Regions from separate parts of the Homo sapiens genome. Here region 2 is linked to region 1. The links are chromatin loops, found by intact Hi-C in ENCODE. Cell type or tissue: heart right ventricle. All regions are shown on one strand. Each heading gives the region's core, and the rest is flanking DNA. Links, peaks and the distances in the headings are about the cores only.

The links. Peaks named below come from ENCODE experiments on the same cell type or tissue, not always from the same donor. Only the 100,000 strongest peaks of a DNase experiment are listed, where the experiment ranks them.
Region 2: it touches region 1 in a loop (3-fold over the local background); 5 of 110 quality-filtered maps call a loop at or near these places.

The regions. Positions count from the first base shown.
Region 1 is chr2:119,477,490-119,493,658 of GRCh38, forward strand. SCTR (secretin receptor) reads right to left here. Exons shown (of 13, transcript NM_002980.3): 3 at 1,322-1,429. SCTR-AS1 (SCTR antisense RNA 1) reads left to right here. Exons shown (of 2, transcript NR_147847.1): 2 at 8,350-9,857. Among named protein-coding and RNA genes, the nearest start is that of SCTR-AS1, 9.1 kb to the left of the region's middle. RefSeq lists enhancers at 3,450-3,961, 9,568-13,975, 11,154-12,073. In heart right ventricle, for the core only: no CTCF peak of the experiment used is centred there; DNase peaks (open chromatin) are centred at 5,692, 5,962, 8,092, 10,272 and 1 weaker place; H3K27ac peaks cover 8,000 bases; H3K27me3 peaks cover 315 bases.
Region 2 is chr2:119,588,847-119,605,015 of GRCh38, forward strand. It overlaps CFAP221 (cilia and flagella associated protein 221), which reads left to right. Exons shown (of 24, transcript NM_001271049.2): 8 at 12,372-12,531; 9 at 15,826-15,946; 10 at 16,030-16,141. Among named protein-coding and RNA genes, the nearest start is that of CFAP221, 52 kb to the left of the region's middle. In heart right ventricle, for the core only: no CTCF peak of the experiment used is centred there; no DNase peak of the experiment used is centred there; H3K27ac peaks cover 4,225 bases.

The DNA of each region.
Region 1 (16,169 bases), core at 3,905-11,904:
GCCCAGGCTGGGGTGCAGTGGCACGAGCTCAGCTAACTGCAACCTCAGCCTCCCAGGTTCAAGTGATTCTCGTGCCTCGGCCTCCTGAGTAGCTGGGATTACAGGTGTGCACCACCACGCCTAGCTAATTTTTGTACTTTTAGAAGAGATGGGGTTTCACCATGTTGGCCAGGCTGGTCTCGAACTCCCGACCTCAGGAGATCCGCCCACCTCGGCCTCCCAAAGTACTGGGATTACAGGTGTGAGCCACCGCACCCAGCCTGTTTTGGACTTTCTGTGGACAAATTTGCATGAAGGCTTTGAGATGTGGGGCATTGTCTGTTACAGCAGCTAGCATTACCAAGCCAGGAATTGGAGGAGCGGGTTTCAAGCCTGTCTACCTCATTTCCCCCAGTTCCCATAGTGTAGGGTGTTGAGTGAGGCTTCGAGGGAGCAGCATGTTCCCCAAATATGTGTGTGTGTGCACACATGTGCGTATGTACAGCAGAATTATGGTGAGAAGAATCTCCACTCCCTTCCCACAGTCTCTGAACCGTGGTCATCTTTGCCTTGCCTGACTTTGAAAGGCTGGTGGGTTTTAGTGTTAAATCACCTATTCTTGTTCAGGCTTCATCTGGCAGCTTTGCTGTCCTGCATGGACCAGGAAAGAGGGGCAGCTGCACAGCTTTTCTCAGTCCCTGTTATTATTACTCTTTACTGGATCAAGGGAAAAGTCCTGTGATCTGCAGGGGGTTTATGATGAATAAATGAGCCCGTATGTACATATAAAAATGTCCAGTGCATGGTCGACTTCTAATCAATGTGAGTCAACTAGGAAAATTCTTAAATCCGCAGCTGTCTTCTGGTAAGACAACCCCTCGCCCCAGGAGGCCAGGGGCTCCCAGGGAGCCAATTTCTCAGCAGGGCCTGACAGTGGAAGGAAGTATTTTGGAAGGCCAGGCCATTAGGGAGCCTGCCACTACCAGGAGGGGTTCCAGACATGGGGACTGGAACAAGGCCCCTGGTTGCTAAGGGGGCAGAAACATGGAAGGAAGGAAGAGAGCTCCTAGCTGAAGGGCCTGGGGAAGACAGAAGCAGGCCCAGCCTCCCTTATCGCCTTCCCCAGTGCACTGCCTCCTGCCCCCTTGCTTGACACCCTCAGAATTTGAGTCCACCCCACATTCCCAAGCAAGGCTTCTAATCCTTTGCAGTGATCTCCCCCATCATTGTACCCATACTTGTCCTCAGAGAAGGTTCCTTGGCCTCCTGCCTCTAAGCTGAGGCCCCACCCAGAGGGACACCCCTCAGCCTGTCCGCCAGGCCCCATGGGCCGAGTGGTTACCATTTCTGCTGGTGAGCATCCGGAGGAATCTCGGGCATTCCACCTCCACCATCCGGCCCGGCACAGAAGAGGGCCAGCAGCTTATGTTGTCCCACATCCCCTCACAACCTGCCAAGAAAAGCAGCATCAGACAAGGATGGGGGATGGACCGAGGGCTGCCCTACCATCCTGTCCACATCACCGACACCCTTGCCTGCCTGGAATTCCCACTAGACTACTTTCAAAGCTCTCATTAGGTGCTGACTCCTCAGGATCAGGAACCTATCCTGTCTAATGCACCCTTGGACTCTGCCATGTACACGGTAGTGCTCAGTGTTGAAGATAGAAGGAAGTAAGAAAGGGAGGGAGGAAGGGAAGAAGGAAAGAAGGAAGGCGCCCTCTCCTATAAGCTTTGCAAGTAAAGGTCTGGATTTCTCTGGAGCAGATGGCACATCTGTTGGCCAATCAGTTTGCATTAAACAACTAAGCAGCAATGGGTCTCCCTTCTAGCTTCATGGTACGACTACCTGGGGAGCTTTAGAAATAGACCTAGCCGGCGTGGCACACAGGGATCCTGCATGAATTGGTTTGGGTGGGCCCAGGCATCATGTCCTTTGAAAGCCTTACAGGTAATTCTAACGTTTGACTGCAGGGTTGAGAACTCTTGTCCCATGATTCTCAAACTTCAGCTTGCATCAGAGTCACCCAGAGGGATTATTAAAACACAGATTGCTCAGTAAGTCTGGGGTGGGGCCTGAGTATCTGCATTTCTAACAAGTTCCCAAGTGATGCTGATGCTGTTTGTCCTGGGACCACACTCAGAGCCACTGCCCTGGCCTATGGACACAGCTCCACAAGTGTCACCACTGTATTTGCTGCAAGAATATTATTGAGGATGTTGCTTTCTACATCACTTGAGTTCCCTTGATGAGGCCCCTCTGGAAGGAGAACCAGGTCTCAATGCAGTGAGAAGCTGAACTTATTGTGAACGACTAGTATACATAGACACTACATTTGAAGCTGGTTTCCTCTTTGATTTGGCTGCTAGGAAGCTCAGAGCCAGATGCGTGGCCCACTTCTGAAAACTGAAAGATTTTAAGATGAATAAAAAAAATTACTAGGTGTTTTCAATGCAAAACTAGGCATTGTCTAAGCACAGCCTTCTGGATTATCTGATTCAATGGGGTGTCAGGTCTTTTATTGTCTTCGAGCTACACTGCAACTCTGTAAGTTCTAGATGATTGGTAGCAATGCAAATGATTCTCGTCCATAGGCACAATAATTATTGTCCAGTTGAAATACAATTAATTTCACTTCCCTCCCTGTGTATTCAGTCAGCTTTGCATCTATTTGTAAATTCATGTTATCATTCTGCCTTATAGGTATGGTACTGTATTAGTCTGTTTTCATGCTGCTGATAAAGACATACCTGAGACTGGGTAATTATGAAGGAAAGAGGTTTAACGGACTCACAGTTTCACATAGCTGAGAGGTCTCACAATCATGGTGGAAGACGAAGAAAGAGCAAAGGGACTTCTTACATGGCGGTGGGCAGGAGGACACATGCAGGGAAACTCCCGTTTATGAAACCACCAGATCTCATGAGACTTATTCACTATCACGAGAACAGCATGGGAGAAACCTGCCCCCACAATTCTATTACCTTCCACCAGGTCCCTCCCATGACACATGGGAATTCTGAGAGCTACAATTCAAGATGAGATTTGAGTGGGGACATAGCCAAACCATATCAGTTACTTTGAATGCTATGAACCAGTGATAAGATCTTACTGAGTCCCTCACAAATTAAACAAGCTGTTCGGCAGGTATTCATTTTATATTTGTGTGTGAGCTGTGACTGTACTGTCTTTTAAGACATCATTTCACATAACAACTCACCAATTCTCCCAAAGTTGATCCAAGGGCAGCCACACAGGGAAACTGCTTCCTGCAACAGACTTCTGGAACCCGTGCCCTCTGAGAGGTCATCGCTGGGGTCAGGCTTGGAAGGGGCTAGAAATGAGCTGAGGGACACCCATGAGGCGAGCCGCAGTCAGCGCTCCTCCCGTTTGGGGAACATGGTGCAGGGCAGAGCCCAAAAAGAAAGAGCCAGGACTCAAGTCGGCCGACCCGGCCTCCAGGCCTCCCCCACCTTGCCAGCTGCCCTGCTCACTTGCTTATCTCTTGTGGGAGGACCGGCACCTCCCTCCTGAGGCTATCCAGAGGAAGAGCTCAAAGCCCAACTGAAAAGCCTGCCCAGAGCAGGCACTGGGACTGGCAACCCCTTTCCCGCTGGCCTCCCCAGGCCTGTTCCTTTTTCATCTGGATTCAGGAGGTTGGACTAGGCTGGGTCCCCTGAATGGCAATTCTTAGCTCTGGGGACTGGGCGATGGATGCGGTGTGCAGACATTGCGGGAGTACCCAGATGGCAAATGCTCAGCTTTTTTAAGGAGCAAGAACCTGTTTTTAGGCATCAATCTGACCAGACCCAAAGCATCCATAGTGTCCTTGACCCCTTCATCCCCTCTAAGTGAAATCTCCCTGGTGACCTGTCCCATTGCAGAAGTGTGACCCTCCAGCCTACATCAGAATGAGCTGGGTGCCTGTCAGAGATATGCAGATCTCTAGGCCCCAGATCCTCCTTGTGAGACCAGACCCAGGAATCTGCATTTTAAGAATTCCCCAAAAATGCCGCTGAAGTGGTTCCAGGGCTTGCTTTGAGAATTTCCACTCTGAGTCTCCCTGCTCCTCACAGCTGAGGGTTCCTCATTTCTAGGCTTAGCCCTACCCCTGGCTCCCAGGAGCAATTCACAGAGAGTGAGACAGGCAGTCACAGACCCACCAGTGGGGGTCACTACCAGCTGTGTCTTCACCTTGGTACCTGGGTACAGATGCCTCCCCCACCACCAGGCAGAGAGCCCAGGAGAGCACGCCCCTGTGCCTACGATGGGCCAGGCATAGCACAAGTGCTCAGCAAACACAGCAGATGAACAAATGAAGGGACGCCAGCTGGAACCACTGCCTCCCACACCAGTCCCGCCAGGCATCCCTCATAAACGGGCTTTCACCTTGACACCCAGTTGACTTCTACATTCTGCATCCAGGGCCTGCCAGCTCTGGTGCTGTGCTGATGGGGAGGAGCCCTGTGCGTCCCACACTTGAGCTCCTGTAATCCCATGGCGGTGCCCCCAGTTCCCGATGTGCCTGGCTCTACCCCCACTTTATAAACGCAGCAATCAAGCAGAGCCAGAAGTGGCTTCCCAGGCCACACAGCCAGGACATGGAGGGGATGAAAGCTGTCTCCACCCAGCCCTCCACCCACCTGACCAGTCTCCAGGTGACACCGGCCCCAGCTGCCAAGTGCCCTCCTTGTTCAAGCCAGGCTCTGGGAACTGGAGAGGGACAGAAGGGGTAGGGAACGGTAGGGTGGGCCGGGCCAGGGCCTGGGTTAGGGGGGATGCTGGCCTAGAGCGGGGCAGGTGTGGCCTGTTTCTCCCTGAAGAGAGGCCCAGCCCCTAGCAGGAGAGGGGAAGTGGGAGGGCCCAGAGAGGAACCCAGTCCTGAAATCAGGACGCCTGTGGGGGCTTTGGAGGCGGGGCAGTCCCAGGAGCCACAAGGGCAGGCTGCAACCATGAGCAAGGGTGTCGTAGAATTGTAGAGGGACACAGAAGGCAGTGTGTGGGCGGAGCTTTCACAGGACAGTGGAAGCATCTATGAGGCCAAGGGGCAGGGGTCTGTGTCCTTGGAGGCATATGGGAGATGAGGAACTCCTTGGATGTTCCAGAAGCTTCACCTGCAAGAGGAGGAGCCGGAGCTTCTCTCTGCTGTGCACTCCCCAGGGACGGCTCCGCCACTATCCCGAGGCTGCCCGTCTACATTCCAGCTGTGGACGCTGCTGGCTGGGCCTGAGCAGGGTCTCGGGAACTCAGCAGGCCTGCCGGGTAACCCTGGGCCTACCCAGATGCCTGTGGGATGGGGACTTGGTCCTGAGGACCCTTTACGGACAGCCCACTCTGTGTCTCCGTGCTGACCTAGCCTGGCACCTGGAGTCTCAGGAGGCCAAGGGTGACCCAGAGCCCTCTTTCCCTGTGCGGCCGTCTCAGGGTTGCAGCAGGATGCCTCGTTTCAAGTTGCAGCTCCCCTGCCAGCTCGGGTCAGCCTCTCTTGCATTGGAAGCAGCTGGGGCATTTCCAGAGCATGGAAAAAGGCAGGAGCCTTTTGCCTCACTTGTGGAAAAACAGATTCAGTGCTGGCTGGACTGGCCAGGTCAGCCAGGGTACCAGCCGCAGGCTCCAGGCCATGAGGCTGGACAATGCCTGGCTGGTTGGCCAGACAGATGTGGACGGTGCCAGCACGTCTGAGAGGCTTCCTAACTTGGGTCACGTCAGGCAGGGCCCCCAGGGATGCCTGGGGACAGGCCATGCCAGGCCTGTGCTGGATGCACATCAGACATCCTGGAGCTGAGGTTGACAGCAGCTCAAGGGTGAGTAGGGTCACTGCCCCACGGCGGAGATGAGGAAGCTGAGGTTCCAAGAGGGGGAAGTGAGAAGTGTGGGTGACAGAGCTGGTGATAATGGAGCTGGGATCCCACTCAGCCTTCCCATCTCCCCAGCCTGGGACAGGCTGCCTCCTCCAGGCTGGCCTTGGTGGCAGCAGACCTGGCTGCTAGCCCCCCACAGTGTTGATCGTTTCCTGAACACGAGTGACACTGCCTTGTTCTCTCCCAGCCCTGGCTCCAGCGTCTGGGCACAGAAGGCACAGAACAGACCCAGGGTTTCCCAGCGTGCGATGAGCTCACCACTCACTGGTGGCCTGTGCTTTTGGCTGGTACATGGTTGAACATTTTTTCATAGTTGCACTTTTTTAAAGAAAATGTGTATTAGAAACATTATAAAACTAGCATATCACATCTGTGATTTTATAGCTACTATTGTTTAGGATGAGGCTAAGTTTTTTAAAAGTCCATTGATTGAAAGGAAAACATATGAAGGAAATCATAGCACAGGAGGTGCGTGGCTCTAGCCAGGCTGGAGGGAATGTGGCTTGGGGGAGCTGGACAGTCCCTGTGGCCTCCTCAGTGCTTGTGGAGGCTGCCTTGCACGGTCCCCAGGCTTTGAATGCAGCATCTCAGACTCCACTCCGGGACTCCCCAGTCCCCCAAGCCAAGCAGGAATGGGAGGCAGGGGAGAGCGCTCCCAGCTTAGCTTCGGATACCTGTCCTGGCTCTGGCCTTCCCAGGGAGCCCTGGCAGGGAAGGGACACAGCCCAGGACTAGGGTCATCCTGGGCAGTTTTAGTTCCAGAGCAGCACAGCTCACTGCCTGACTTGGGGGTAAGCGGCATTCATTGAGATAGGGGATGGGGGAGCTTTGTCAATAGGGCCACACTTACTGAGCCACGAGGGAGGGGTCACCGCCCCAGGAGAGCCAGGGCTAGAAGGAATATACATTAGCTGTGTGGGCAGGCAGATCCAAAGCATGTGAAGAGCAGGGCTTCCCACGCCTCTGTCGTCTCTGATGGCCACCTCCGCCACCAATTGTCTGGCTGGAGGGGATGGGATGGAAGGCTGGGAAGTTTAAGTGGGGAAACAAGAGAAGACAATGCCACCACCTGGGGAGGAGGGGTTGCCTGCCCCAGTGCCCGTGGCCCAGGAGGACAGCATGGGATACCAGGTTGAGGGAGGTGGTATGGTGGAGATAGAATGGGCTTTGGACCCAAGCCTACTTTGGGTATGACACTTAACCTCTGTGAGCCTCAGTTTCCTCATCTATAAAATGGGCACAGTAATATTTCCCAGGATTTTTGAGAGAATTAAATGATATGTGGGTGCGGTGGAATACTTTCTGATCCATCAATCTCTTCTTTTTTCTTCTCCTGTTTTTTTTGTTTGTTTGTTTGTTTTTTGCCTTTTCTCTCTCCTTCCTCCTCAGATTGAAGTCACAGAGAAAGGCAGGAAAACTTCCTGGCTTAGGTTTCCAAAGGCCTCTGGGGGATGAAGAGGTATGCTGGGATAATCAAAGCACTTGGGAGAAAACAGAAAAAGAGCAAGAATTCCCAGAGACTGGGGAGAGATGGAGGGGAAGTGATGAGCTGGGACATGGAGGGTTCCAGAAGAGGTGCAAATACCCTGCTGCCCAGCCAGCCCTGAGGAGGTGGGATGGCCCAGAGGAGAAACAGCTGTGGGGGCAGGTCTAGATGGGCAGACCACACACAGCCTTGCCGAGCCCATGCCTCCCGGCAAAGCACAGGAGGGGCCAGTGGCCCAGGATAGACAGGGCTCTGCCAGTCACCACCTGTGACTAACACCATCATCAGCTGCAGGCGAGATCCCCCTGAACGTGGTGGTGCTACGTGAATCTCTAGCCACCTGGGAAAATTGCAGGGGAAGATCCAGAAATGTCTGCCATCCCAGGAGAATGCAATCAGAATTAAAGTCAGAAAACGGAGAAAGTTCTATTTTTGCCCAAAGGGGTTTATAGATAAAGATTCCTGGTCTTTATATTTGTGGAGCCCCTGGCCCTGGGCCAGGTCTGAAGCAGACCCAGCAATGTCAGCTTCCTCTGTCCTGCCCACAGGGATAGAGAGGTGGCCCCAGAGGCAGGTCTGGGTGGGTTGGGGGAGGACTGAGAGAGGGGAAAGGGCCATCTCAGAGGGCAGGACAGTGCCTGGGAGTTTGCCCTGCATTCACCTGGCATGGAGCCTCTATCCTCCAGTCCTCTATTTATAAATAAGCTCAGATGGCCTGATAAAAACCTGGGACTATTTCTGGAGCAATGTGTCAGGCTGCAGTGGCAGGGGGCCAGGAACAGCCCGGCCCCCGGGGCCATGCTGAACTGGGCCACTCACACCCCTCCATGTCCCTGGTGCTCACTTCATCGGCTGATGGGGTCACCAGGGAAGCCACAGCTCCTCTTTGTCTTGGCCTTGTGTCTGTCCTCTCCTACCTTCTGCTTCTGCCGGTGTTTGCTCTTTCCTCTGCCCGCGGACCGCCACATCCATCTCTCAGGCACTTCCACTGCTCACCCCCACTCATCCCTTTCTCCTCCCCAGAACCCACAGTGGCTTAGGACGAGCTCCTGCACAGCGGCCTGTTTCCCAATTGCATCGTGTATCTCTTTGCCTCTCTTGGCTCAGCCATGGCCCCAGCCCCAGGCCATCCAAGGGGCAGCCTGGTGAGGTTTCTTCAACTTTGCTAATGACTTGACCTACAGTCTTAAGTCAAGAAGGTGTCGCTCTCCTTTGTGATGGCTGGACGCACAGGAGCTGTGGTCAGGATGGGGCTAGAGGAGCTGAAATCCCAGGGCAACAAGGGTATTTAAAAACACATCGCAGGAGAAACAGCTAAAGAGTCTTGGAACCAGGAATCATAAGCTGTTTGATGGGATGAACTATCTTGGGAGTGATGAGGTCCCCATCACTGAAAGTATTCAAGCAGAGAGAGTCATGGAATTAGGAGACGGAAGAGCATCAGACACTGAATGAAGTCTGCACTACATGAGATGAAGAACCCTTCCAGCCCTGAGGCCGAGCAGCCACTTCTCTGGAGCAGGCTGGCCCATCTATGTCCAGGAGGCCAGCCCCAGGCTAGCTTCTGAGCACGGGGAGCTAAGTCCTTCGCCTTCCAGAGACTGCACAAAGTGTGTGCCACCTCCACAGAACCCTCCTCATCCACCCGAGAACTCTTCCTCACCTGACCTAAAGCTCTTCATTTCATACCACCTTTCAAGCGAATTAAGGATTAATTGCCAGCAGCAATCTCTGTCTTTGTTTGTTTTCTCTAATGGAAAACCTTTCTCTCGGGAGGGTAAGGTTATCAGTCATTCACAGCTCAGTTGTGCTGTGTTTGATTAGACTGGACGGCAAAGCTGAGTCCTGTTTCGGCTCTGTGCGATCCTGGGCCCCTTGGAGCCTGTTTTCTCATCTATGAAATGGGAGTAATAATAGTGCTTATTGCACAGTTGTTTTAAGAACTAAAAATTTAAATTGCCTAGAATGTTATACAAACATAAGCTGCCATATTTTGGAAAAATGAGCCAAGATCAGTGGTGCCAAGGGAAGAATGGGCAGAGGTGAGCTGTGGGCAGCCGTGGAGGATGGTCCACGGTGTGGCTGCCAGAGGGCATCGGGGGCCAGGCAACTCCAGAAAGGAGCTAGGAATGTTAGAGAAAACTGCACTAACAGCCAGCATGCGTGAAGAACTGATTCATACTACACCGTGGATGAACCTCAAGAACATTATTCTCGGCAAAAGCAGACAGACACAAAAGGTCACATAGCAAATGCTTCCGTTGATATGAAATGTCCAGCACTGGCAAATCCACAGAGACAGAAAGTAGATTAGTAATAGCCAGCGGCTGCAGACAGGGAAGGAGGGGAGTGATGACTTAATGGGTACAGGGATTTTATTTTGGGGTAATGAAGATATTTTGGAATGAGACAGAGCTGGTGGCTGCATAGAGCACTATGAAAGTGCTAATTGCCATTGAATTATTCACTTCAAAACAGTTAATTTAACGCTATGTGAATTTCACCTCAATAAAAAAGGTACAAAATAAAAAGCCTGTTTTCCTGGACCCATGCTCTGTGGAGTGGGCAACCAGCAGGTAGAGACAAGAAGGAAAATGGGATGTCATGACCCCACTTGAAGGCAAGGTCACTAAGGCTCAGAGAGGACCAGTGTCTTGCTCAAGGTCACAGAGCACCTGTGTGACACAGCAGGACACATGCCCAGGTCTGTCTGACTGTCAAGCCCACACCTTTCCTGTCACCACACTGTCCTTCTGGAACATTCTTCCCCTGGGGAGAGCCATGGCCCTTCCACCTGCCAGCTCTGAGGGGGTATTGGCCTCTGTAAACAAAGTAATAAATAGCCCTGTGGGGCAGGCCGTGCAGCTATTAGGGTGACCCTGAAACGTTCCCAGAAAATGCCAGTAAGACCTTGGCCACCTAACCCGGAATGGCTGAAGAGTTAATTTTTTATTTGTGATAAGTGTGGCGGGCTCGGTGACAGCTCCTTGAGTGGTGTTTCCTGTGACTGGTCTGGCGTTCAAACATTAACCTCTACCCCAGGGAGCTTAACCATTAACCCTGCACCCTCAACGGAGAGCCCCAGCAGCCCCTCCCCCCACACAGGTGTCAGGATAGAGTCTCGGTGCTGGGAGAGGCCCCCTGGACACCAGATCTAGGCCTTGGCCATTTCTCCTCTTAGTCTTTTAGGGGATTTTTCCTCAGACATCACACCCGCTCCACACTCCCAGATGGAGCCCTTGGCCCTGGCTTCTGACCCCCTCAGTGGGGCAGATCTGAAGACTTTTCCAGCAGGCAGAGTCCTTGGGCCTCTTTGGAGCTTTAAAACCATGTTTTCAAAGTAACAGATCCCCTTTCCTAAATGCACACTGCAGAAGGTCACTATGCAAAACAGATCCCAGTGACAGCTGTTTGTGATGGGTGGGGGGCCAGCTGAGCCACCCTTTCACCCACCTGCACGCTGGCCCTCCTTGGTTCAGCCGCCAGGGCCTGGCCAGACACCACAGCTCTTGCAAAGCCAGGGGAGCCCTTTTCTTAAGCAGAGTAAGGTCCGGAAGAGAGGGGTATGGTCAGGGCTTGCCCAGGTCCCCCCAGTGAGTGTGAGGCAGAAGTCAGGCAGGAATCCCCAGTGAGCTTTCTCAGCCCTGGATGCACGGTCAGGACCTGGCGGAAAGCGCTGGTTCACTGCATGGGGAGCCTTAGGGAAGAAAGATGACCGATTCTGCTCAGATCGGTCAACCTGGAATTGAGACATGGACGTGGGTGCAACTTCCCGGAGTAATGTGAATGTGCACTTGGCATTGGTAAGGTGACTGGGCAACAGGTTCGCAGAAGAGGCGCCACCCACAGGCAGGGCTGAGGGCCTAAGTGAACACCAGCCATTCATGGCAGAGGTCAGCTTGGCTGCACCGAAGGGCTGGGACAGAGAGGCCATGAGAGGAGCTTCTGCCTTCTTCAGGTAGTCATTCACTTATTCTCCACAACAGCGTCATGAAGTTGATCAGATTATTTTCCCCACTTTAAAATGGGCACATTGAGGAGTGGGGAGAATCCTCTAGCCCAAGAGCCCCATAAAGGAAGAGTGGCACCGACTCCGGCTGACTCTATTTGCTTTCTGCCTGGCATTCAGCCCTGCTCATTTCGTCAGATCCAGCAGTGAGTGGCCTCACAGCAGACCCTCTGCCGCCACGGGGAGAGTCTTTTCCTCGAACCGTGAGAGCCCAACAGGAATGCTGGGTGCCCAGAGGGGAGCAGGAACCCCATCTGGCGTGGTCACTAGTCAGAGCCTGAGTGGGGCAGGCAGAGCCGGCTCACCACTCCATAGGGGAAGGCCAGGGAAGACAGGGACTCACCTCTCTCCCCCAAGGTTAGACCCTGGAAAGCATCCCTCCACCGGTGACCAGGACCACGTTGCTCGCCTCAGCTAATTTGTGACAAGTTGGGCAGCTGGTGGCATTTGTGTCCTCTGCGGGGGCCTCACCTGCCTCCAAGGCTCCACCTCATCTCCCACTCTCTCCTTGGGGCCAGCTGTCTTTTGTTTTATCCTTTCTCCCTGCTCTCAGTCATGTATCTGCCCTCATTCACTCAGTAAGTCAGTCAACAAACACACACTGAATACTCGGTCTGGCAAGCCCTGTGTCAAGCACTGAGGAAGAAAGAAGGCGACACTGTAGCTGCCTCAGGCTGGGGCAGGGACAGTCCAGGAAACACACCTTTACAGTGCAGTGCAGAGGTGCGAGACGAGAGAGAAACAGTATCCTGCAGGAGTCGGGGTAACTCGCTTGACCAGGGGAGCTATGGGCATTCAGACATCATTCCTAGAGGAGTCTGAAAAGGTGGGTAGCTTCAGAGGGAAGAAGATGGAGAATGGTGTTGTAGCAGAGCAGTCTGCATGTGCAAAGGTTGGAGGCAGGAAAGAAATGGACAGGCAGGAAATTGCAAGCAATTTGGTTGACAGTTGAGCTGATTGGCAGTGTTTGGGGTGGAGATGTGGACAGGGGCCAAGTCAGGAGCTGGGCCTCATCCTGGAACCACTGGAGAACAGTGGGACATTTTAAACACATGTTATGTTAAAATAATCATCCCTTACTTCTCCGTGTAAACGAAAGTTCACCATCAGCCCCACCAGAGACTCCGCATTCTAGGCCCTATCTCACAGGGCTGCTGTCATTGGAATTTCAGGCATTGTCCTTGGGGACAGGAGGTGGGGGACACCCACAATTTGGCTGCACCTCTGGCTGGCCTTGTTGGTGCCTTGCTTCCTGCTGTCCCAGACGCAGTTTCCGGGGGTAGCAGGAAATCAGAAGGCTCTCTTTGGTGCCCCCATGAATGCCATAAGACCATGGTCTAGCTCCCCAAGTGCAGTCGGAGCCAGAGGGAAAGTGCAGTCAGGTAGAGGGAAAGCAAAGGCTCAAACTGTGGGAGAGATGTCTGTTCTGTCCCTGTCCCTTGCGCAGTGGCCGAGTGCATGGGCTAAAGCACATTTGCAGCATCCATGCTGCTGCCTCCGCTGCTCACAAACCCTCATGTTCCTCTGCTTCCAGCTGCTCCTGACAAATGAGGGCCGGGAGTGCTCCAGGCTGGCTCCTGGGTTCTCTTCCCTTCCCGCTCCTGCACTCTCCTGGTGCAACCTCAGCCTCACCTGCCGCCTATGCGGAGGTTTATCCCCAGCCTTCATCCCCACTCTGAAGTCTCACCTCTACACGTCTAAAACTACATGTGTGATTTTTTATCTCCTCTCCTCCAAAATGCTGATCTTCCTTTATTCCTTCCTCCAATTGCTCAAGTCAAACACCTGGGGGCCATCCTGGATTCTCCATCTCTCACCTCATTCCCAGTCCAGCTCATCACCATGTGTGGTCAGTGTCCCCACCCACACAGCTCTGCCACGGGGGTGTACCTCTCCAGCCCTTGCAGTGGAACCTGCTTGTAACTCCTTAGCCTTAACCTTTTCTGGGCACACCAATCTCACTTTCACCCACTGGCCCAGTATCCCTTTGTCTGGGGGCTTTCTCTAGCTACTGATTGTCCCTAAGCACAGCAGGCTGGAAGTGCAAGGGAATGAAAACTGCTCGCTCTGAAGCAGCCCCATCTCTGACTGACAGGGCACTGGTGGATGCATCCTCCAGCTCCTGTGCGACTTGGAGGCGTGTGTTCCACAAGTGCCCACAGTGATGATGCAACATTTGCCAGCTTTCTTCTCTTCCCTGTCTCGGTTCCCAGTCCTACAGATCTGGCCTGGAATCACCTGCTTCTGGGGAATCCAAACAATGACATCGTATCCAGTCCCAATGATCATATCTCTTGCCTAGACCACCAGGCTCACAGCGAGTCTCTCTGAACTACTCATGTCCTTTTCCAGTTCACCTCCCACACTGTGGCAGAGGTGATCTTTTCATAATGCAGACGGTAACACTCCTGGCCTCCTAAGACTCTCCAAGGCTTTTGCTTCTCTTAGGATAGGATGAAAATCCCCCAAGGGATGATGAGCCCCTGTGGTCTCATCCTGCAGCAGGATCCCTCATGTCTGTGCCCAGCAACCACCAGTCAGGCTCCGGCCTTGGCTCAAACGTCATTTCCTCAAGAAAGCCCTCGTGGAGGCCCAGGCCAGGTGAAGCCTCCTGATTAGACACTCAGGCAGACCCACATACTGTTCTTATCTCATCATTTTACATGTTTCTTTCTTTCTTTCATTATTATTAATATTATTTTTTTTGACAGAGTTTCACTCTTGTTGCCCAGGCTGGAGTGCAATGGTGCGATCTTGGCTCACTGCAACCTCAGCCTCCTGGGTTCAAGCGATCCTCCTGCCTCAGCCTCCTGAGTAGCTGGGATTACAGGCGCCCACAACCACACCCGGCTAATTTTGTATTTTTAGTAGAGACAGGGTTTCACCTTGTTGGCCAGGCTGGTCTCAAACTCCTGACCTCAGGTGATCCACCTGCCTCGGCCCTCCAAAGTGCTGGGATTACAGGTGTAAGCCGCTGTGCCCGGCAATCAATTTCTAATCACTTGATCCATGTCTCCCTCACCAGGCTGAGTCATGGGGACAATGGCAAAGGCTGCCCACTGCCATCCTTCTCTTCTTTCTTACTAGGAGGACCTGGTTTTGCTCCAGGTGGCTACATGCACAGCTATAAACTCAACCTGCAACATCCATTGCAGCTGGGGTGGCCATGCAGTCCTATTCCAGCTGATGAAGTATACACAGAAGTCACTGGAGACACTGGAGAGTGTCAGGAAAGTCTGGCTTCCCAGTATATCTCATCCTTCCTTCTAGTGAGTTTCTTCTACTTCCTGCCAGAAATGCAGGTATTCTTCTCTCCTCCCTGAAGGTACAGCAGCCATTATATGACCATGAGGACAGAAGCCACACATTCAGGCAAAAGAGAGGAATCTGGAATATGGCAACATCTTGGAACTTTGCTCCAGCTCTTTTTGTAATATGCAACAAATAAATTCCTGTCTGGTGAAACCAGTGTATCAGGCTCCTGCCACACACTGCAAAACGCATTCCTAAGTGATGAGAGCACAGCCGACAACGCTTGTTTCTCACCACTCACCTGACACCACCAAGTGCTAAATAAGCATTCTTTGAATGAATGCTTTTCATTTCACACCAACTCCATAAAATAGATGTCAAAACTGAGGCCTTGTTCAAGATCAGTCTGTCTAATTTAAAAGCCTGGGTTCTGTTTATTTTTCTTTCCCGCTGTCTTTCTTTTCAAATGGAAGAAAAATCATATAACATAACACTAACCATTAACCATTTAAAGTGTACAATTTAGTGGTTTAGTACCTTCATAATAAAATATTGTGGAAACATCACCTCTATCTAGTTCTAACACATTTTTACCAATTCCAAAAGGAAACCTGTACCCCTCAAGCAATCACTTCCCATTGTTCCTTCCTTCAGCCTTGGCAAGCACTAATCTAATTTGTCTCTACAGGTTTGGCTCATCTGCACATTTTATATCAGTGAAATCATACAGTGTGTTCCTTTATTTTACTTTTTTAATATTTATTTATTTATTTATTTATTTATTTATTTATTTATTTATTTATTTTGAGACAGAGTCTCACTCTGTCACCCAGGCTGGAGTGCAATGACATGATCTCTGCAGCCTCTACCTCCCGTGCTCAAGCGATTCTCCTGCCTCAGCTTCCTGAGTAGCTGGAATTACAGGTGCCCACCACCATGCTGGCTAATTTTTGTATTTTTAATAGAGATGGGGTTTCACCATGTTGGCCAGGCTGGTCTTGAACTCCCGACCTCAAATAATCTGTGCACCTTGGCCTCCCAAAGTGCTGGGATTACAGGCGTGAGCCACTGCACCCAGCCACAATGTGTGTCCTTTTGTATCTGGCTTGTTTCACTTAGCATTATGTTTCAAGGTTTGTCCATGCTGTAGAACATATCATCACTTCTTTCTTTTAAAGGCTGAATAATATCCCATTGGATGGATAAACCACATTTTGTTTATCCATTCGTCAGTTGATGGGCATTAGGGGTGTTTCCACTTCTTCATCCTTGTGAAGGGGGCTGTTATGAACATCCATGTACAGATGTCCATTTGAACCCTGGCAGTGGGTTCTTAATGCTATACCCCTCCTTATCCTTAGATGACAGAGAGCAAAGATGAGACGTTTAGTAAGGGAATAAAAATAAAGTTAACATTTAAATATAAACTTAGTGCTTAAAGTGTTGATTAATAATAATAATTAACATTTAAATTAGCAATATTTACAAGGCAGCTGTATTTAACACACTTTATCTCATTTATCATTATAATCCTGAAGAAGACATTATCACCTCCATTCTTCTTCTTTTTTTTTTTTTTTTT
Region 2 (16,169 bases), core at 4,404-12,403, 110 kb after region 1:
CAGCCATGGGACTGGACACGAGGTCACCTTGGGAGTGAGTGTGGATAGAGAAGTGGACCGAGGGCCACTCAGACACTCAGACGATAGCAAGGGGAGGTGGATCCAGGAACAAAGAAAGACCAAGGAAGAAAATCAGGAAAGTGCAGTGCAGAAGAGGAGAATGAAGGAGAGAGGGAAGCCCTGCAAGCCAGGGCTCTTGGACTTTGGGACCCGTCTTTTGCTGGTTTGAATGACCTGCATTGTGTGGATGGTGTTGCAGATGTGGCATTCCAAACTGGTCTCATGGGCTCTGCCCTTCAGCCTCCTCGGTAGCTATTTTGTGAATCTCAGGTCATCGTTGCTCCACCAGTCTCAGGAACGTTCTTGGTTTGGTTTCCCACTTTGATGGTGTATCAGTACATTGTTGGCTGTTATACTTTTGAGGTTCCAGAATTCCACCTGCAGTGAAGAAAGCCTTGGCTGCATGGAGAGTGAGTGCAGCTCAGGCAATCTTTGTGCTTACTGGTCTCCTGACTTGCCAGGCATCTGGCTTGACTTGGAGGCCATACAGCTGGACAGTCTTGGATGGCTTTTTGGCCACAAGGCATTATTGCCTCCGTTTTACAAACTGGGTTCAGATAGACTAAGAAACTGGGCTAATTTTACACAGTTAGCATGTGTATTTGTAGACACTGTTTCAAGCACGTGTTTGGTAACTTATTTCTAAAAGACTTGGGACATCCCTAGTCTGTTAGGTTATGAAGCCATATCTTCTCTAGGAACTAGAAGCATCATCTACGCACACCTTCCAGGCATTTTATGCTGAAGTTTGCCAAATGAAAAAACAATTTGAATCAAGCTATTAATAATTCTATTTATAAGGTATGCCCTCAACTTTAACTCAACTGGCCATCCTTAAGATGCAGGTGGGCTCTGTAGCCGTCAAAAGCTGGACCTGCTGTTGTTGGGGGCCAAGATATTCCTGAGGCTGGAGAAAATGAATAAAGGATTTTATGACCTTCCTGTACTGCTGACAAGAAATCATATGCAACCAAAACTTCAAGAACACTCTGTTGATAATTTTGGAAGAGCCAGCAATGCACGACTTTGGCCAAGATATTTTTTTTTCCGTGAAATCTGAAGAGAAGTATTGACCAAGATCTTATTAGCATCGGAGATCAGGCAAATGCCACAAAAAAATTGTTGAACTTGTCTACTTGTCACTATTTTGTGATCCTGGACATTCCCTTGTTGTCACAAATGCTAGGGAAGAATGCATCTAACTCATATAAATGGTAAATTATAGCATTAAGTGGCTGGCTAAGCAAGAGTTCCTTGGGGGCTGTTGCTTAGAGTTCTTATATAAAGTTTCAATAAGTTCATTCTCTTTTTTTAATTATAAGAAAAATATAAGCCACTTACAAATAATTTTATATTTTGCATTTTCTTCTGAAAGGCACATTTTTTACAACTTTATATCAGTTTGGGAGTAAACCCAGAACCTCTGCCCTTGCCTTGGCCTCAAACCACTTTTTGGTTCTAGACATTACCTGGGGGCCACCAATCCAGCAGGAAGCACCTTCTAGCAAAGAATGAATCCCCATCCTCCAGCATGAGCACAAGGACACCAAGCGCACTGTACCCTGCCTGTTGAGGTTCAAGGCACTTTCATGCAGCACCTGCTCTGGGCAGCCTGTCTGGACTTGCCGCTAGTCCAATCATCCCATCTCAGCTGGGCTCAGCCATACTCTTGGCCATACCTGCCACTGTGCTGTCCACACACCAGCATTCACCCACTTACATTTCAAAAGGGAGCATATGCTGGTTCCTTTTTGCATCTTTTTTCTCCAAAGGCCCCTTGGCCCCTGGCTGAGGTAGTTTATCACATAATAAGCCCTACCTGCAGGGTCCAGCAGCCTTTGGGATTCCAGAGCAGAGCCATTACATCCACAAGGGAAAATAATGAGGGGAGGTTTCCCCTACTTCTCCTCCCTGCCTCACTGTACTCCTGCGGACAGGTGAGACAGAAGACCCCCAAACCCCAGCACAAACTGTGCGGGGTACAGATCAGGATTGTCAAAGGGAGGGTGAGACCAGATCTCCAGCACACAGCGCAGGCCCCCATAAAATGCTTCTTGCTGGTAGTTAAGACCATGATGAACAGCCTTATCTCAGAAAACACATAGTGGCTATATGACTGCTTACAGAAATGAAAACATGCAGGCCTTTGGCAAGGTTCACTTCCAAGAAGTGATGGAAATTAGTGAGATAACCGGCAGAGGGCCTCTGATAATGATAAACTTCCAGGTCAGCAAATGGAGGAACAGCTGGGGGCCATATGCAGGGTTGGAAAAGAGTCCTTACCAGAGGTAAAATAGAGAGATCAAACCTTTAAAAGATTTTCCAAAGCACCAAACCCAATAGTGAGGAAGGGAGAATAATTAGGGATAGTTAATATATGAGATGCAAATGAGTTCCCTAGCTTTTAGAGGACGTAGGTAATTAATAATGACACACTGAAGAAGTCAGGAAAAGCTGGACAGACAGGTGGCAATTTTCTGTCACATTGGTAGCAATGGTCAGTTTTACCTGGTGCTCAATATACCCTTGATGGGTGGCAGTGGTTGCACACAGCGTGGCTGGCATGATGTTCATAATTGCTTCTATTTACTAATTGTTAGCCGCATGCCAGGTGCTGTGCTAAGCACATCACATGCACCATCTCATTGAATTCTATAACCCTGTCCAAGAGGACCATTTGATGGGCTGTCATTCTGGGCTGCTTGAGCTCAGTTGACCACAGCAGCAGTCAGTGAACTTGACCCAGAGGACAATGCCTGTATCTTAATGAAACTCTTACCTCACACCTCTACTGCCCATACAGAAGTGCTTGTTCCAGCAAGGCCAGGAAGAAGTCAGATGGTTTGGCTCAGCCTCTCACCCTGCTGGGAAAGCCAGTCTTCCAGGAGGCTGGAAGAGAATGTGGCTTTCGTGATCGACAGCAGGCACTTCTGCGGGTCCCACAACACTGGTCTGGGGTAGGTGCTGTGCCAGAAAACAGGCAACAGCAACAATGGGAAAAAAAGAGCCACTCCAGGTGTAAAGTATAGAAGAAATGAGGTTCAGCAAATAAAAATATTTCTTTAAAAATGGCTTTATAAAAAATGAAATGTGTTTATTATATAAATATTAAAACACTGAAGAAAAGTACCAAATCCAAGTTGAAAAAACATTACCGAGAATCTCATCACTCCAGAAATATCATGAACATTTATCCCTGCAGACACCTCTCTGTGCCTATGTACAAAGAGGAGAAAGAGGGAGGCTGGAGGCATACGATGATGCAGAGACACGGAAAACTACAAGAAAACTTGGATCATATGATATGTAAAAATGATGTTACTTGATATTGACTGAAGAAAAACAAGTGAAGCTAAAAGGAATTGGTGAACTTCCTTGGTATATGCAATATTCATTCCTAAAATTTGTTGCTAAAATTAAGAAAAGAGATAATGAAGGCATTAAGAGGTCAGAGCCACTGTCTTCTTCAACTGTGTGCCTCACCTTCAGCTGGAATCTTGGCCATGGAAAATGGGAAACAGCATGCATGTACTTTCTCCCTCCCCTCTTAGAACTCCCGGCTTTGTCGTACCCTTCTATGTTGTCTATAGCATTTATATTCTCTTTTGTGACCATGAATGCTGTAGCTATTTAGTTCCTATTGAAATGGAGCCACAGATTTCACCTCTGTTCTTTATTCCATGTTCCCTACATTCACAAATTCTTCACTTCAGTTTTTCTGGCTGTCTGGATGCTGTCACCTAGTGGCTTGTTAACCAGAGGCTCCTGGGGCTGCATGCCTCCATGCTCGCATGTTTGACAGTGTCTCTCTGCTGTCTGCAATCTTGAAAGACAACCTGGTGAGGTCTAACAGTCTTGGTTTCCAACTTGGTCTATCTCAGAACTTAGTAGACCTTGCTGATCGTCCCCGGCTTTGGCTTTGCTAGGAATTTGGAGGCTGGGCTGAGTTGTTCCCCACTGAAGGTGAATTCTGGATGCCCTCAGAAATTTTCTTTTTAGTCTTGAGGTTAAGCAGTTCACCAGGATATGTATTGGTGTTGTTCTGCATCATTTTTGTCCCCTGGAAAATGGCATGTCCTTTTGATCTGGAGAAAAATGACTTGTTATTTTGGGAAATGTTTCAACTAGTAAAACCTTGAATGTTTTCATGTTCTATTTGCTTTGTTCTCTTCCTCAGGAATACCAATTATGTGTGTATGTTGGTTCTCCTTTGCCTTCAGTATCTATTATCTGCTTTAAAATAATTTCATTTTGTGTGGATTTCTCATTCCTACCTGCCACATCCTTACCTGTGTTTTCAGTGTGTGTGTATGTGTGTGCATGTATGTGGTATTTGCATGAGTGTGGTGTATACATATGAGTGTGTGTTTATTGTTGTTCCTTTGCTGATGTTTCCACCTCAGTGCTTGTGTTAGTCTGTGTCTTGCTATAAAGGAATATCTGAAGCTTGGTAATTTATTTTTTAAAAAAGAGGTTTAATTGGGTCTGTAGGATGTACAGGAAGCATGGTGCTGGCATCTGCTCCTAGTGAGGCCTCAGGAAGCTTCCAACTATGGTAGAAGGCAAAGGGAGAGTAGGCGGTATCAGATGGTGAGAGAGGGAGCAAGAGAGAGGTGGGGAGGTGCCAGGTTCTTTAAACACCAGCTCTCTTGGCCGGGCATGGTGGCTTACGCCTGTAATCCCAGCACTTTGGGAGGCCGAGGAGGGCGGATCACGAGGTCAGGAGATCGAGACCATCCTGGCTAACACAGTGAAACCCTGTCTCTACTAAAAATACAAAAAATTAGCCAGGCGTAGTGACGGGCGCCTATAGTCCCAGCTACCGGGAGGCTGAGGCAGGAGAATGGCGTGAACCTGGGAGGCGGAGCTTGCAGTGAGCTGAGATGGCACCACTGCACTCCTGCCTGGGCAACAGAGCGAGACTCAGTCTCAAAAAAAAAACAAAACGAAACAACAACAACAAAAAAAACCCCACCAGCTCTCATGTGAACTCAGTGCAAGAACTCACTCATCAGTAAGAGATGGTGCTCAGCCATTCATAAGGCATCCACCCACATGACCCAACACCTTCCACCAGGCCCCACCTCCAACAGTGGGAACCACATTTCAACATGAGATTTGCAGGGGACAAACATCCAAACCATAGCATACAGTTCCTTTTCTTTTTCCATGTGTCTCCTGAGCTCCACCAGTTCTCTTTTCGTCTCCTTTGAGTGTGTTCTTACATTGCTTTCTTGAATTCTGGTGACTATTCCTGTGATGAGGCATACTGTCTGTTTTCTTTAAGACTCTGATGAACTACTTGTGTCCTGAGGTTGTCCTCTTTTTCATGTGTATTTTTTTTTTTTGAAACAGAGTCTTGCTCTGTTGCCAGGCTGGAGTGCAGTGGCATGATCTTGGCTCACTGCAACCTCTGCCTCCCAGGTTCAAGCGATCCTCCTGCCTCAGCCCCCTGAGTAGCTGAGACCACAGGTGTGCACCAACACGCCCGGCTAATTTTTTTTTGTTATTGTATATTTAGTAGAGATGGGGTTTCACCATATTGTTCAGGCTGGTCTTGAACTTCTGACCTCATGATCCACCCTCGTCAGCCTCCCAAAGTGCTGGGATTACAGGTGTGAGCCACTGCACCCAGTCATCATGTGTATTCTTTATGTGATTTTCTTTCTGTTCCTCTCCTCCTTCAAAAAGTATTAATTTTTAGTTTTGCAGTTTATATGCACAGCACCTGTGGTGTTCTATTCAGCACTCTACTCAATGTTGAATACAGTCTGCCACCAGCAAAAGAATAATGTGGAAGAAGGGATAATAATTTGAATAGCTAATGCTTACATCGTGCTTACCATGTGCCAGACACTACACTGGATGCATAAACTCATTTAATACCCCAGCAACTCTTATGAAGTAGATTCCATTATTCTGTCCACTTTGCTGATGAGGAAGCTGAGGCATGGAGTGTTATGTAGGTTGCATGAGGGCACAAAGTTGGGAAGCAGCAGAGCTGGGGTTGCAATGCAGAGAACCCAGCCCCACAGTCTGTGTATTCAAGCCCTCTGAGAGAACATCTCCCATCTCTGCTCAGTGGTCACAAGGGCTGGTGGCTCCCAGGAGAGTCACCTGTCCTGTGTGCTGCTGTACAGTGGTCACGACTCTCCTCCCTCCCTACCAGGTCACTTTCAGCGCCTTCTGAACTGGGTCCAAGGTCACAGACAGTGGGCATGGTGTGGCAGCCTAGCTGCTTCTTCAGCCCCCTCCCCTGCTGGTCTGTGATGCTGGGGTTTGGTCTCTTTTATCTCTGTCCCTGCTCAAGGCCCAGGCAGACTCCTACATTTTGTCACTTTAACCAAAGAGTAGTTAGAGACTTTTCCAGGGCTGTGACTCTTACTTTAGGAGAAATCTGCACCTCTTGGTTCTCGGCATGCTCCCATGTCTCAGTTTACAGGACTTGGTAGTCAGGCTTTTTGTTTGTGCTTTAGGATTATAGCCACTTCCCTATTTAATAGATTTTTTTTCCTTACCATTTTTACCCTTCTTTTCCTTATTGTTTTGTGATTTTTGAAGAAGGGTAGTTGAGCTGAAGCTTTACTTCACTATCTTTTGCCAGAAATGCTCTGCGCTTGGTTTCTGCCGGGCTCACCTCCTCCCTGTGGTCTTACATACTTCATCTGTCCATTCATTCCATAAGTAACTACTGAGCGCCTGCTGGGCATCAGACACTGGTATAGGCATTGGGTACTGCAGAGAGCAAGACAGACCTGGTCCCTGCTGTGTTGGAGCAGAGATGCCAGTCGGGGGAGACAGGCAGGCCTGCAAACAAAAGACATTGTCCAGAGCAAAAATGGTGGTGAGAAAAATAAGACATGGTGATGTGACCAGGTGACTGCTCTCAACTTGGTGGTCGAGAAGAGCTTCTTGGAGGAAAAGTCATGTCAGCTTAGACCCAGTTAACAAAAAGGCACCAGACTTGGGAAGAGGGTTTCAAGCAGAGGAAGCAACCCACACAGGGCTGCAAGGCTGGAACAGGCTCGGCAATGGTCACATTCAAGGGAAAGACGAGAGCCCATTGTGGCCAGGGTGTGTGAGCAAGGGGAGCAGTGTGCAAGGCCTATTGGAGAGGCCTGCAGGGGTTCGAGGAGGGTGGGTATTAGGATTGGGTTCTGAGTGGGATGGGAGTCTACTGGAGAGTTTGAAGCAGAGGGTGACATGGCCTGATGCATATTTTAAAAAGTCTCTTTGGCTCCTGAGGGGAATGCAGGTTGGAGTAGCACAAGGTGGGCACAGGCCTCCCCCTCAGGAAGGAGCTGAGGTTGGCTCGGATGGGTGGTGACCTTGGAGATGGTGAGGGACAGATGATGGAGTGAATGGGCTCCAGCAGTGGGTGGCTAGGGGGTGCGCTGCACTTCCTGCAGCTCCTAGAGCAGGCTCTGAAGCCCCTCCAGTCGCCCTGCCCTCCATGGGTGCTGTCTCCGCGATGTTAGGCACCAATGCCTGTGTGCTGCACACATTGCTCCTGGCCAGCAGCTTATATACTTGATGGAAAAGGAATTCCTGGCCTGGGATCCTCCCCAGCATCCTCTACTCAGACTCCTTCTCCACATCCCCCCATCAGTACAGGCACAGCCCTCAGGTTGTCTGGTGTTGCAGCTGAGGTCTGCATTTTGGATATTTGATGAACAGGGATGAAACAGAAAGTTAGTAGATTCCAAAAGACTTAATTTTACCACTTATTTCGAGTTCCAGTCAAAAAAGCTTGCGGGAGGGAGAAAGGAATAAAAGATTAAAATAAGTACTAGGGATTGTTAGCGTCTCAGTATGCACACCACACGTGTCTTCATCTGCTATGGCTGAGCAGGGGTTGTTCTTCCTGGGAAATTTAGACATGAACAGTATCCAAAAGCCCTCAGGGCTTCTCTTTCACCTCTTCATGATAATGTCCAGGCCTGTGTTTTAAAATAGACCTTGTAGAGGCCACTGAGTCCTTGTCTTCTGAGCTGTGGATCGCCTGCACTTGGCACTTTTGTGGAGCAAAAGGAAGACCTAGTGCTTTGGGACGCTCATCCCAGTGATTTGGCATCATGAGGCAATTGCCTCTTCCTGTGTAAGAACTCAAGCGGGTCAAGTGTAAGTTTTTCAAAGAAATATTTCTTCTTTCTGATATTTTAAAGACAATTTAATACACAATAAATTGTTTCTTGTTTTATTTAGCATAAGGATTGAGAAGGCCACATTTATAGGACACACACTATGTACCAAGCACTATCCCAGACCCTGTACATTATTTTCTCCTTTAAGCCTTGTCTCATTTTACAGATGAGAAAACTGAGCCTCAGCTAAGGTAGCCAAGCGGAGTTACACAATTCATGTATAATCAAGCAAGGTCTAAGTCAGGGTCTGTGTGGTCCTGGGGCCTCTCTGTTGCCCACACTCCCTGGGCAGCAGCAGAGGCTGGGGAGTGTTGCCACTGTGAGTGGGATGGTAGCCCTCCTTTCTATAATCCAGTGAATCGAAAGCATTGCTAGAATGTGGATGATTTTAAAGCTAAATAGCTATTAATTTCCCAACATTAGCTTTGAGAGATCGAGTTGTTTACCCAAAGTCACCAAGCTAGAGGAACCCTAAATCTTGGAATATTAAAACCAATACTTAGAATGTTACCAGTAGAGGGTGTCCAGGTTCTTGGCGTTTTGAACAAGGAATTGGACAAAATACACAAAGCAAGGAAATAATGAGCCAAGAAAAGCAGAAATTTACCGAAAAACGAAAGCGTACTCCACAGGGTGGGAGCCGGTGAGCATAGGGCCTCAAGAGCTCTGTTATAGAATTTTCTGGGGTTTAAATACCCTCTAGAGGTTTCCCATTGGTTACTTGATGTACACCCTATGTAAATGAAGGAGTGACCCCCAATCAGAGGCTGAAGTTACAAACTTAGACTCCTATGCTTTGGTTGCTTTCTGCAATCAATCAGAGATACTTTCAATTTTCCATCTAACGCACAGAAAATGTGGGGGTTTTACAAAGGGAGTAGCCTCCAGTCCTTCTGTTGCTTAGGTGTGGAGAGTTGGGGTTTTCTTTCTGATTTAGTTCTAGGAGGTCAGCGTGAATCGGCCTTAGGTTCCTTGTCTCCAGACTCTTTTCTGCCTCAATAACACCTTAAGTATGTGGCTCGAATGGCTCTATGACAATTTAGGGAGAGTGATCTGTACTTTTTGAGATCTTTGAAGAAAAAATTATTTTAAAATTAAATAATTTTACAGTGTTAGTACAATGTTGTAGTAACACTGTCTGGACATGGGAAAGAAGAAATTTTTTTTAATGTTCCCCATCCTGGGCCTCACTGCCATAACAAGTAATGTGCTTTTGTTTTTCTGTCTCCTTTTAATAACTTTTCATACTTTTGCACATGCTTTATATAATTGTAGTCCAAGTGAAGACACAGTGGTATTTCCTCATGACTTCATTTATTTCACTATATTATTTTTCAGTGCTGTTACTTTTTCTTTATGATACCCATCGTATTGATAAACTAGGGTGTTCTTAGCCTTCAGTTGATTTCTGAGTTTTTTCCTCTTCTCTTTGTCTCTGCTCACCACCCTCCATGTCCTGTGATTCCACATTACCCCTGGTTATGTTAAGGGTGGTGATCTGAAATTGACCAGATGAAATTGGCCTGGAGCATAAGAGAGCAATTTGGGGTGGGGGTTGCCCTTCTCACTTTAAAAGCATGAAACATACTCTCCTTTGTGCCACTGTTAGTTTTGGCTGAGCAGTAAGCTGTAACTCCTTGGCACGCCTTTTACAGCTGCTAACATTTGACGATCTGCTGCTCCCTGTGTTAACTGGCATCCCTGTTAATGGAAAAAGCAGTGTACTCTGGTTGCCTAGACTACACCTTCACAGTGTGCTTTATGTATTAGGTCTGAGCTGGCAGCACTTAAAAATAAATCAGCCGGGTCAAGGCAAACATTAATCCTTGCTTCCAGAGCTTGTCTTTATTTTTTTAAGTTAATGAGCTAGAGCAGAAGCAATAGAATGCTTTTATTTTAGAGCCCCGGGTCAATTTATGGGTTAAAGGGGGCTATTTTCTGACCAAGTGGGTGGTCAAAGTATTGAAGCCCCACACATGATGGAGAGTCACAGTTTCTATCCAGCTGGTCTTAGGTTGGCTGATGGACCCAAGGTCTTTTGCTGATTCCCTCCTCCCTGCAGTGGATTCTAAGGTCACTAGTGGGTATCATTGAAAGAGTTTGACTTCTGCTCTCAGGAAATTGACGAAGACCTATTTCTAAAGCACTGTGCTGGGGATCCAGGAAGATATAAAAGGTATGGGGCTGGTGTCTGCCTTATGAGCTTGATACCTAGTTGGGAGACAGGGAAATTTTGAAAGGTAACACATCAAGGGAACGCGAGTTCAGTAGGGCTGACTGAAGGTTCCTGTGGAGGGAGAGGCATAGGGAGTTTGGTGTAATATATAGGTTGATATAGGCTTTTAAGTTTGGGTTCATTCACTCATTCAACAAGAATTTATTGTGCTGGGAATGCAGTAATGAGCAGGTGCCTGCTTTCCTAAAATTTACACTCTAACTAGGAGAAGGCAGATGGTAAATGCAATAATTTCCGGGAGTAGGATGAAGCTAAAAGAAAATCTGGAGAGAGTTCTTCAGGCCTAGGGAATTGCAAGTGCTGAGCCAGTGCACAGTGCAGAGCCAGCAGGAGCCAATGAAAAGGGATTAGAGCCAAGGCCCTTTCGTTCTCATACTCCTGCTCCCACCTCTCCTCACAAGGGGGGCCTTTCCTTTCCACCCACTTGCTTCCCCCTGCCTGTTGGTATTCATGTCTTGACTTTGTATTTTATGTTCATTTGTTTATTTATTTATGTTTTGCTGTCCCCCACTAGAATGTAAACTGTGAGATCTGGGATTTGTTTTGTTTATTGCTCTAACTTTAGTGCCTAAAACAGTGCCTGGCACACTTATTAAGTGCTTATTAAGTAAGCACTTAATAAGCACATGAATGGGTGAAGGAAAGGCCCATGTGGTTGGGCGCAGGGAGAAGGGAGGGTAGCACAAGATTCAGGAAGTGAATGGATGCAAAGGAGGGCATGTTTGGGGGGACTGTGCGAGGCCTCTGCAGGGACAGTGGGAGGACCAGATGCACAAGGGCAGACGGTCTCATCTAGAAAGCAAACCTAAGAGCCTTCAGTGGAAGTCAGAACATTCGTCCTCCAGTTTACATTCTAGTTGGGGACAGCAATAAGTAAATAAATAAATAACATTGATCCTCCCTTTCTTCGCTTTTTCTCTCCACATTTGTTAGCACTTACTATGTTCCAAGCCCTGTTGGCACCAGAGATACAAAAGAGGAATTAGGCACAGTGTGATATTTGACTCTGGGGAGAATAACAGTCCATCCTAAAGATTTGAAAAGAAAGAATCAAATTATACAAAGAAAGAACTGAATTATTTGAACACAAACTTGTATGTGCGTTCCTAGCTTTTCCTGTTGCTTACAGCATTAATATTGACATCTGGTAATTTGCTTACAGATGATAGTTCTGGGAATTCATGTCTGAATCGCTAATGCAGATTGATGTGTATATATTTGTAGAAGTGACACAATCAAATAATTATTGTAAAGGATTAATATAGTAATTAATAAATAAGATCAATGTAAACATGCAGAAGTTGATTCACATGTATTTAATGAAAAAGCTACATAAGGATAATAGAAAGACTGTGTTTGTGCTTAGCATGGGAAGAATGTACAGTTGACCCTTGAACAGCATGGATTTGAATTTCATGAGCCCACTTATATTCAGATTTTTTTCAGTAAAAGTTAAACCGACTGTGCCTGCCTCTTCTTCCACCTCTTCCACCTCTTCTGCCTCTACCACCCTTGAGACAGCAAGATCAATCCCTCCTCTTCCTCCTCCTCAGCCTATTCAACACGAAGACAAAGAGAATGAAGACCTTTGTGATGATCCACTTCCACTTAATGAATAACAAATATATTTTCTCTTCCTTATCATTTCCATAATGACATTTTCTTTTATCTGGTTTATAGTAAATAATACATATAACATATACAATATGTGTTAATTGACTGTTTATGTTATCTTTAAGGCTTCTGGTCAACTGTAGGCTATTAAGTTTTTGGGAAGCCAAAAGTTATGTGTGGATTTTCAATTGTGTGGGGAGTCAGTGCCCCTAATCTCCACATTGTCAGAGGGTCAGCCATATTTGTGTGTGTGTCAGCATGTGACTGGACTTGGCAAGAAGAGAGGGTATCACATTTTCTCATTTCTTTCCTCTCAGGAATAATTCCGGCTAATGGGAAGATGACTGTGACTATTAAGTTTACACCCTTTCAGTATGGGACTGCACAAATAAAAATGCAGTTATGGATTTCGCAGTTCAACTCTCAACCATACGAATGTGTCTTCACCGGAACATGCTATCCCAACATGGCCTTACCGTATGGCGTCTTTGCAGTGTTTTTGTTTATTTTTAACCCTTTTTTGAAAATCCAAGTCTTCCTTTCTTCCATTCTGTCTTTCTTGTAAAAGAATGTCATCAAAAACTTATTTAAAATGATGAGCCAACATAAGATATACTGTAAAACATAACAGAAATATAGAATATATCTATGCTAGTAGCAAGAGTTGCTTCTGACAAGAAGGGAAGAAACAAGAAAAAGGGATTTTTGAAGGACATGTTTTTTCACTGATCACTACTGGTGCACTGTTGGAATTTTTTTACCATATGCATGTCTTATTGCCTAGTCGAAAATTTAAACAATAGGGCCAGAACAACATAACTGTTTTTAAGGTTTCCATATAGCATTTTAATTAATTGAGTCCCTGCTGTTTGCAGTGCCCATTGCAAAGCTCAGTGGGAAATGGCCCACAACCTCAAGAGACCAAAATAAGTCATATAACAAGTGATTTCACATGAGGCAGTGACAGAAATGTCTGAAAAACAGAAATGTTTGAAAAACACGGGAGGTTTTCAAAGCACCATCAGACTTCAAGTCAGAGTAAAGATGTGAAATGGGATTAAGTTGTGCTTCATAACAAATCCTTTCTGAACTTCCATTTCCATTTGAATATGAGCTTGTACTTTTACATGTCAGTACCTCTGGTTAACATCATGATTTTTTTCTTATACCCAAGATTTTTATATAAACGTTAAAAGTTGCTGGGTATGGTGACTCGCGCCTATAATCCCAGCACTTTGGGAGGCTGAGACGGGTGGATCACCTGAGGTCAGGCTTTCAAGACCAGCCTGGCCAACAGGGTGAAACCCTGTCTCTACTAAAAATACAAAAATTACCTTGACGTGGCATCCTGTCTGTAATCCCAGCTACTTGGGAGGCTGAAGCAGAATCGCTTGAACCTGGGAGGCAGAGGTTGCAGTGAGCCGAGATCACGCCACGGCACTCCAGCCTGGGTGCCAGAGCGAGACATCATCTCAAACAAACAAACAAACAAAAAAGTTGTCACAGTATAAATACCAATCTTAGAAGATTCTGACAATTATTTTGAAAATGATAGGGAAATATCTTGGTTTTCCTCTTCTTTGCGCATGGATACACATCACATATTCACATCATTAAGCATATTACAAGTGGAGTAGCAACCTTATATCAAAATATGAACTCACTCCATGATATCTTAGATATTTATATCATGATTTTTCTTCCTAAAAATTCAAAGCAGCCTAAGTCAACTGTAGGATATTAGTGTGGCCTGCTGAACCCAAATCCTGCAAATAACCATCATTGAAATCACTCGGGCAACAAACAAGTAGAACTGAACACAAATTTTAAAACTGCTGATTTTTCTGGTGGCAAATAAGCAGGTGAGCAAAATGGTGTTTGCCACTTCACATCAGGTGCTACAATACTCAAATGACTTTCTTAAAGACATAACATGAGTGCGATTTTTATTTGTATATCCTTCCATGGCTGTGCTTTTACATGCACGACAGCATTGTATGACAGAAGCACCATACAAATGCAGGTGTACGCTATTTCTAAATTATTATGTTAGTATCTTATCTGGTATACTCTTGACATTGTCAAGGACTATGTCTTAAGATCTGCATGTCTCTCCAAAACTGCAAATAATATTATAACATATAAATTCTATCATGAAGGGAAAAAAACTAGCTGTAGTTTCTGAACAGGAAAAAATACTGGCTGTAGTGCTCTCTGAAATTTTCATAGATTGCTTTCTTCATTTCATTATAGGGTGTGTGATAGACTTACTCATGTCTAAATTTGGCCCTGCCAAATTCCACATGTAACTGATTTATCATTTTCTTAGACCTCTTCATTTCCGTCATCGACGTTGAGGATATTGTTTAGGAGGCTGCTTTTTAATGCCCCCAGGTTTAGTTGCTCCCCAATATTTAACAGCAGAGGTGGTGTCAAGGCTCCACTGAGACAGGGATGCTGAACCTCAGTTCGCTACCTGGCTAAACACCTCACCCTTCACATCAGAGCATGTCGGTGGGTGGGAGTCTCACCAAGGGACACGTTCTCCCATGCCCTGGGTTGTAAGGATGCTCTTACATGAGAGACATTAAATTTGAGGTTGCTAACATAAGTTCCATACAATGCAACCAGGCCTGTTCAGTGGGTGGTCAGCAAATACATATTAACTGTCAGAGTGAGTGAATGTTCACCTATTTTTATCTTATTTTTGTACTGTCATGGAAAACAAATGTTTATCCTATAAAACAATTGTCCACACATCGTTGCTTAAAGAAATGCTTCCCCTAAGCTATTATGCCAAATTGGTACTGAACAAATAAATTTTAAAATGGTTATTTTCAAAATCGTAACTTTGCCTTGTGTTGCAGAAAAATATAACTATTTAGATAAAAATAATTTCTAAAAAAAGAAAAAAGAAATGCTTCAAAGGTAGCATTTCTGAATAGAACACAGTTCTACTGCATCTCATAACAGATAACCTGAATAGCTTCTGCGGGCTATTAGCTGCACTACCTCTAACTACCATGTCCAAAGTCAGTTTCTAATTACAGAAAAGATCCCAAACATTAGTCTGAGTCTCTTTTTGAAACATCTTGCTACAAACAATTGGCATAATCATTCTTTTACTAGGAAGATAAATCAAGGTAAGATTTTTTTAAATGTAATAAATCTAGCTATTGAAAACCAACAGGCTAGAAATTGATTATGCTAGACCTTGAGAGCATTTTTCAGCATGTCATGTTTTCAGTCAGTATGTTCTTTAAGAATGTAAAGCAATGTAATCCCAGCACTTTGGGAGGCAGAGGCTGGTGGATCACAAGGTCAAGAGATCGAGACCATCCTGGCCAACATGGTGAAACCCCGTCTCTACTAAAAATACAAAAATTAGCTGGGTGTAGTGGTGCACGCATGTAGTCCCAGGTATGCGGGAGGCTGAGGCAGGAGAATCACTTGAACCCGGGAGGCAGAGGTTGCAGTGAGTCATGATCATGCCACTGCATTCCAGCCTGGTGACAGAGTGAGACTCCATCTCAAAAAAAAAGAATGTAAGGCAAAAAAAAACCGTTGGTGGGCAATTTTGATATCGCTGATTATACTCTAATGCACTGACATCACATTTATTTTAGTAGACCACTGTTGGGGCACACATTTATTTTCAGTTTAGGTATAATAAGGGACTTCAAGTTGTGGTGTTATCAGAAGGAACATAAAACATTAGGAACCTTGAGTTAATGGCTTATTTACTAATTTAACACTTGTTTTAACCTATAGATTAGAAGAGTTTGAAAGGTTGAATACCCTTTCTAAGAAAGTAAACGTTCCTCCAGAAAAAGCAATGATGCATATAAATTTTCACCGACCGCCAGCGAAGCCGAAGCCTCAGAAGGTGAAGGTACGGTGGGCCTTGTCCTTGGTGCGATGAAAGGGTGACAGAGGGGCAGACTAACTGATTTCCCTATTGATTTGGTCTCTTAGGAAATTGAGTACCAGAACCTCAGATTTCCAGTAGATTTATCGAATCCATTTGCTGTGGCAACTGTTTTAAACCAAGAACCAGGAAAATTGAAGATTAAAGAATTAAGAGAAGGTAACCAGTTGATTGGCCATAAAGCAGC